2 separate regions of the Homo sapiens genome follow, and region 2 is linked to region 1. A link is a contact called in ENCODE Hi-C data. All regions are on one chromosome and are shown on one strand. Each heading gives the region's core, a stretch centred on a gene start or an enhancer-like site at or near the end of the contact. The rest is flanking DNA. Distances are from core to core; before and after follow the strand shown.

What was found. Hi-C counts contacts between places; a loop is a spot of excess contacts on that map.
Region 2: a map of IMR-90 shows a loop between it and region 1 (6-fold over the local background). The contact joins the promoter of GTF2H1 here to the promoter of KCNC1 in region 1. A Hi-C loop is called at or near these places in 1 of 168 maps with a recorded cell type or tissue (IMR-90).

The regions. Positions count from the first base shown.
Region 1 is chr11:17,733,331-17,736,030 of GRCh38, forward strand. KCNC1 (potassium voltage-gated channel subfamily C member 1) reads left to right here and starts at 1,451. Exons shown (of 4, transcript NM_001112741.2): 1 at 1,451-2,700. The coding sequence starts at 2,673. RefSeq lists a silencer at 1,291-1,390.
Region 2 is chr11:18,321,264-18,323,963 of GRCh38, forward strand. It overlaps GTF2H1 (general transcription factor IIH subunit 1), which reads left to right and starts at 1,304. Exons shown (of 15, transcript NM_005316.4): 1 at 1,304-1,477. It overlaps HPS5 (HPS5 biogenesis of lysosomal organelles complex 2 subunit 2), which reads right to left and starts at 877. Exons shown (of 23, transcript NM_181507.2): 1 at 683-877. RefSeq lists enhancers at 375-1,324, 462-1,661, 552-851, 862-1,281.

The DNA of each region.
Region 1 (2,700 bases), core at 201-2,700:
CCCCTTGTCCTATTCCCATCTGTCAATCCTTGCCCTGCCCCTCTCCACCCCTTCAAGCCTTTTACCCACCACACACAGATTTTCCTGTGGCTAGATTGGGATTCCCCTGGCCAAGTAAGGAGAGCGATGTCTGTGGCACAGCTTTGTCCCCAGGCTCACAACGGCATCTGTGGGTCAGGGTAGAGGGACAGCTGTCTGCACAGTTAGAAAGTGCCAGCAGTAATAAAAGCCTCATATCTTCTTAATTAAATCGCCCTTTGCCCAGGCATCCTGTGTTCGATTGGGTTGAGCTGGGATCAATAAGCCTCTTTCCCACCCCAGCCACCCCTGGAGACGGGCCTGACCTCCCCAGTCCTGCCTAGGCCCACCTGGCCACCTCCCCAGAAGGCTGGGAGCTTCTCAAGGCCAGAGGCTGGGTCAGATTCATCTCTTGTGTCCTTGTGCCTGGGACGGATCCTGAAACAAGTAAGGAGTAAAGGAGTGATTGCTTTACTGAGTAAACCAAGGCACTAGCAGCAGGCATGGGCCAGGAAGGCTTTGAGGTTCAAACTGGAACTCCCACCCCCAGGACCAACTGTGAAGATGGAGGAATCACAGCAAGCAGCAGCTCCCACCCAGCTCCCAGACATAACACCAGCTTATCACCCAGGGCAGTTGAAGCCCTAGGAAGTGCGGGGTGGGGGTGTCAGTGCTCAGGGAAACTACGAGCAGTTGCTGCTTCTGACCTCTGAGGGCAGAAGGTCCTTTTCATAAGGGGTCTCCACCTAGGGATCCAGGGTTAGTGTGGGAGAGTCCGTGAGCTTGGATGGATGTGGCACTCATGGGAGACTCCCTCTGTCTGAAGCTATAAAGGGCCCAGGGTCAGTAAGGAGTCCAAAGGGGTTAATAGGGGTCCAGGATTGATTGTTAGTGGAGGGCGTAGAGGATAACGTGGTGTGTGTGTGTGTGTGTGTGTGTTGGGGTTCATGCAAGACATTACCCATGGAAGGAACATGGGGCCTCCAGGTTCCGCGAGAAGGGTCGGTATTAAAGGATTCCTTGGAGCGGTCAGCACTGGTCCGGGCCAGGGTGTCTCTGATGACAAAACTCCGGGAGAGCTTTGTCTCACCAGGGATCAGATGGTCCCTGGTTTGGAAGGCAAGGGGAGGGTGCCAACGCCCTTCTCACCTCAGTCTGACCCGGGGGCGCGGGCCCAGACGTCTCTCGGAGCCCCCGCCCCTGGAGTGGCGTTCCCCGAGGGCGGACCGTGGGCGGGTCCCCCGGGAGCAGCAGGAGCCGCGCGGGGCGGGCGCCCCCAGCGCCGAGGTTGAGGGAGGCCGGGCTCGGTGCGGGGCTGGGAGGGGGGCGCGGAATCAGGGCTTTTTAGGACCCAGCGCGGCGCCTTCCTCCGGGGGCGAGTGCGGCTGCGCGCGCCGTGTGCCCGTGTCCGGAGAGCGGCGGGCTGGACGCGGACCGCGCGAACGAGCAGGCGACGGGCGAGCAGCAAGCGGAGCAGCAGCCCGGGCGGCAGCAGCGTCGCGGCGGCGGCGGCAGCGGCCGCTCCGCGCCTCGCCTCACCGGCCTCGCTGGCCTCACCTCGCCGCGCCCGGACCCGCCACCCCCGCCTCCCCGCCCGACCTCCGCAGCCCCCGTCTCGGCCGGCAGCGCCCACCGCCTGCCCGAAGCGAGGAGCGGAGTGCGGGGCGCAGAGGCACCGGAGCCAGTGCCCGCCGGCCCCGCAAATCAAACCCAGCCAGGAGAACCCCCGCCTGGCCCCGTGCAGCTCCGCGACCGCCGGGAGCTGTCCCTTCAGCACCGCCGCGGGAGCCCAAGTCCGAGCGCAGCCCAGCGGAACCCCAGCTCGAGCCCGGGCTCACGGAGAGCAGCGCTCGGCGTTAGCCGCACGAGCAACACCCCGGGTGCCCCTGCCCAGGGGGCCCGCCATCTCCTCCAGGAGGCGGGGAGAAGGAACGAGGAGGGCGGGCGGGCAGGCGGGCCCGCCGCCGGGGGGAGCAGGCAGCCAAGCAAGGAGAGAGGGAGGGGGCCGGAGCCCGCCCTGCGTCCCGAGCTGCAGCCCGGCCACGCAGGGAGGAAGGCAGGCGGCATCCATCTCCCCCGCGCCGAGAGCGCGCCGCGGCGACCACCTCACAGAGGAGCGCGAATTTCCCGGCCCTGTCTCCTCCCCTCCCCCTCCTGGGGGCTGGCCTCTAGTCCGGCCCCGGGAGCGGCTGACCTTTCCCCCAAAAGCTTTGTGCCGATTTCTCCATTTTCCCGCGGAGATGGGGACGGGAGCCCGGCCCCCCAACCCATTTTCCCCACCTCCCGGGGCTCGCTGCTGAGCCCGCCCCCCTCCCTCTTTCCCCCTCACTCCCTCCCTCCCTCCCTTTCTCCCTCCCTTTCTCCCTCCCTTCTTTCCTCCTCTGCCTCCTCCGCTGCCGGACCAGCTCCCTCCCACATCTGGCTCCTAGAGACCCCTGGGATCCCGCGCACATTCCCCTGGACCGGCACCCGACAAAGCGCCCGGAGAGGCTTGGCTCGCTCGTTGGGGTGGCCAGAGCCGCAGGCCTCTGTTCCCCCCGACGGCTGGGGGGAGGGGGGAAGAGGGCGCGCGCCCCCCTCCCCGGCGCCAACTCCCCCTGGCGGCCGCTCCCATGGGTGTCGCTGGGCCGCGCCATGCCTAAGGGGGCGCCGCGATGGGCCAAGGGGACGAGAGCGAGCGCA
Region 2 (2,700 bases), core at 54-2,553, 590 kb after region 1:
TCTCCAACTACATTGGACTCGACTCTTTTTTTCTTTTTCATTCCATAAACTTGCTGTGCCTCCATGGTTTAATATATGATGTTTATGGAATCTTCCCCCATTTACCAAAACCCTACCTTTCTGCAAAGCTGAGTTTAAATGTTACTTCTGTGAAGGCACTCTACCAAAAACTAAGAACATAGAAGTTGGCGACAAATGCTTAACCAAAGTAAATGAAACAACTTTTGGGAGACTGGCTTGCCCAAGGATCACAGAGTTCATAAATGGTAGAGCTGAGATTAGAATACGCGTCTCCTGAATCCAAATCTCATCTTTCCATTATCGTAAAATAGTTCAGTGTTTGTTGCTCACACATCAAATGCAAACATGTTTCTCTTTTGCCCCAGTAGGTGCGTGGAGGAAGAGGAGAAAGAAGTAAGAAAGATAGCAAAAATTGAAGAAATGAGAAGGGGAAGTTGCAGACTGCCTCATTTTCACAATGGGATCTTTCTATCCAAGAAGAAATGATCAGAAAACAACTCTCTGCCTCAGACAAATGGCGACTGACTCATTTATACATTCATTCATTCAACATTCTGAGTGCCTACTATGTTCCAGGACCTGAACACACCGCTAGAGACACAGGGATGAACAAAACACAATCCCTACCCACAAAAAGCTCCTTGCCTAGTGGAACTACTACCTTTTTAACAGCAGTAACTTTAATATCTTGAGATTTCTTGAGAGGAGACCCAGTAACCAATTTTCAAAGCCAGGCTCACAGACCAGCAGCCCGGAGGTCCCAGCCCAGCTCCACCACATCCAGGGCAGTACCTCGCAGCTCTCAGTAGATCGGATCTTGTCTCCCGGCTTAGCGCCGGGGAACTCACCGCGCACTAAGAGCGGAACGTGAACTTCAGTCTCCCCTCGCGTTCCTCCCCTTCCTTGCTGACGTCATCCAGGAGAGCCGCAGACTGGAAACAACGCTACTAACGGCACTTCCTCATCACGTGACGAGTCACGCCCCTCCTTCCGCGTGGTCCCTCCCCCTCAGGCCGCGGTCGCGATTACGCTCTCTACGGCCTGCGACCGCAGGGCCGTTGCGGGCTGGAGACACGGCGCCGACTGGAACCGGAGGAGCTCTAGGCCAAATGGTTGGGCCAGCCAGGATCCCAGGACCCTTCGCCGCTCGAGACCGGAGAGAGGAAACGAAACAGGCGGGAACCCGTGGGGGAGGGAGGGAACTAGCGGAAGGTGTCATGGCGGCCGCGCTCTTGAGTCACGTGCCCAGGGCCCGCCTTGCTACTTCCGGTCACGTGCCCTCAGACTCCTCGCAGCCAGCGATGGAGGCGAGACCCCCTAGTAACAGAGGCGGTGGCTACTGCTGCGGCCACTGGGTTTCGGCCTCTTCCCAGCAGCGGCTCTAAGAAGCGCAGCGGAACTCGACCGGATCCAACCCAGTTAGTTACTTCCTGTCTAGAGTTGTAGCTTCCACCTGGTAAGTTTAGACCGAAGAATGCAGGCGGGCGGGTGGGTGGGCGGGTGAGGAGCTGACAGGCCTGGGGGCCGCTGGACGGCGTGGATTCTACCCCTGTTCCCAGCGTCGCTGTCGCCGTCCTCCCAACGCCCAAGCCTGGCGTCTTGTTTGCCCTTATCCCGAGGCGAGGAAGAGGCGACCCCTAATCTACTTGTCTAAAGGAAACCTGCTCTTAAATTGAGAGCAGGTTTACCCAAAGCCAGGATCAGATTTGGCTTATGAGAATGAAGTGGAGGCCTCTCCCAGACAGAGAAGCCCTTCCCGTCAGGAAATGTGCTGTTGAGTCTGGGATTCTGTAAGAGAAAAGCTGTCACCTTGTTGTCTGCACACCTTTTGCTTCCACCTGTCAATCTTACCTCTCTTAAAAACCTTAACACGTGCCAGTCCACACACTCCTAGTTTTGGTCATTTGATTGTCGTGTAATGATGAAAAATAGACCATGAGTACCTGGATATATGTAATTATTTTGTAAATCCCCCAGTGTTCTCAAAGGCCAAATTAAATAAGGAGGTGACTTTTCTTATTTTTTTTTAAGAGACAGAGTCTTGTTCTGTCGTCCTGGCTGGAATGCAGTGGCGTGATAATAGCTCACTGTAACCTCGAATTCCTGGGCTCAAGCGATTCTCCTGCCTAGACCTCCCAAAGCGCCAGAATTATGCTACAGTGCCTGGCCCCAAATGACTCCTAAACTCCAATTTTAGCATCAGTAAAATGGGGATGGGGAAAGAAGATATGAAAAATACACCCTTTGTCCATTTGAAGACCCAGTCTTAAAAACAAAAACAAAAAAAAAACTGAGTGGTTTGAATGAAATGTGCTTTGCAGTGAGTATTGACTCCATACAAACCAATATCCAGACTTGTGATTTTCAAACATTTTAAAGGAGTGGAACAATTTCTCCCCATGAATTTTTATCTGGAACCCAATATATAAAGCAGCATGCTCTGGTGGAACTAAATTTAAAAGGGCCAGGCCCCACCACCCCACTTAACTTCTATCCTAGAGGCCACTCCTTGGAACACAGTTTGAAAACCACTGAACTGGACTTAGGTAATTAAGCCAAAGTTGCCAACCTTAAGATTTTTTAAAAGACAAAACCAGAGCAGTTGAGATGGAGAGGTCACAACCGCAGGGAAGGTAACCTCTAGTAGCAGGCCTTGGACTTAGAGAAGGACTAAACTCT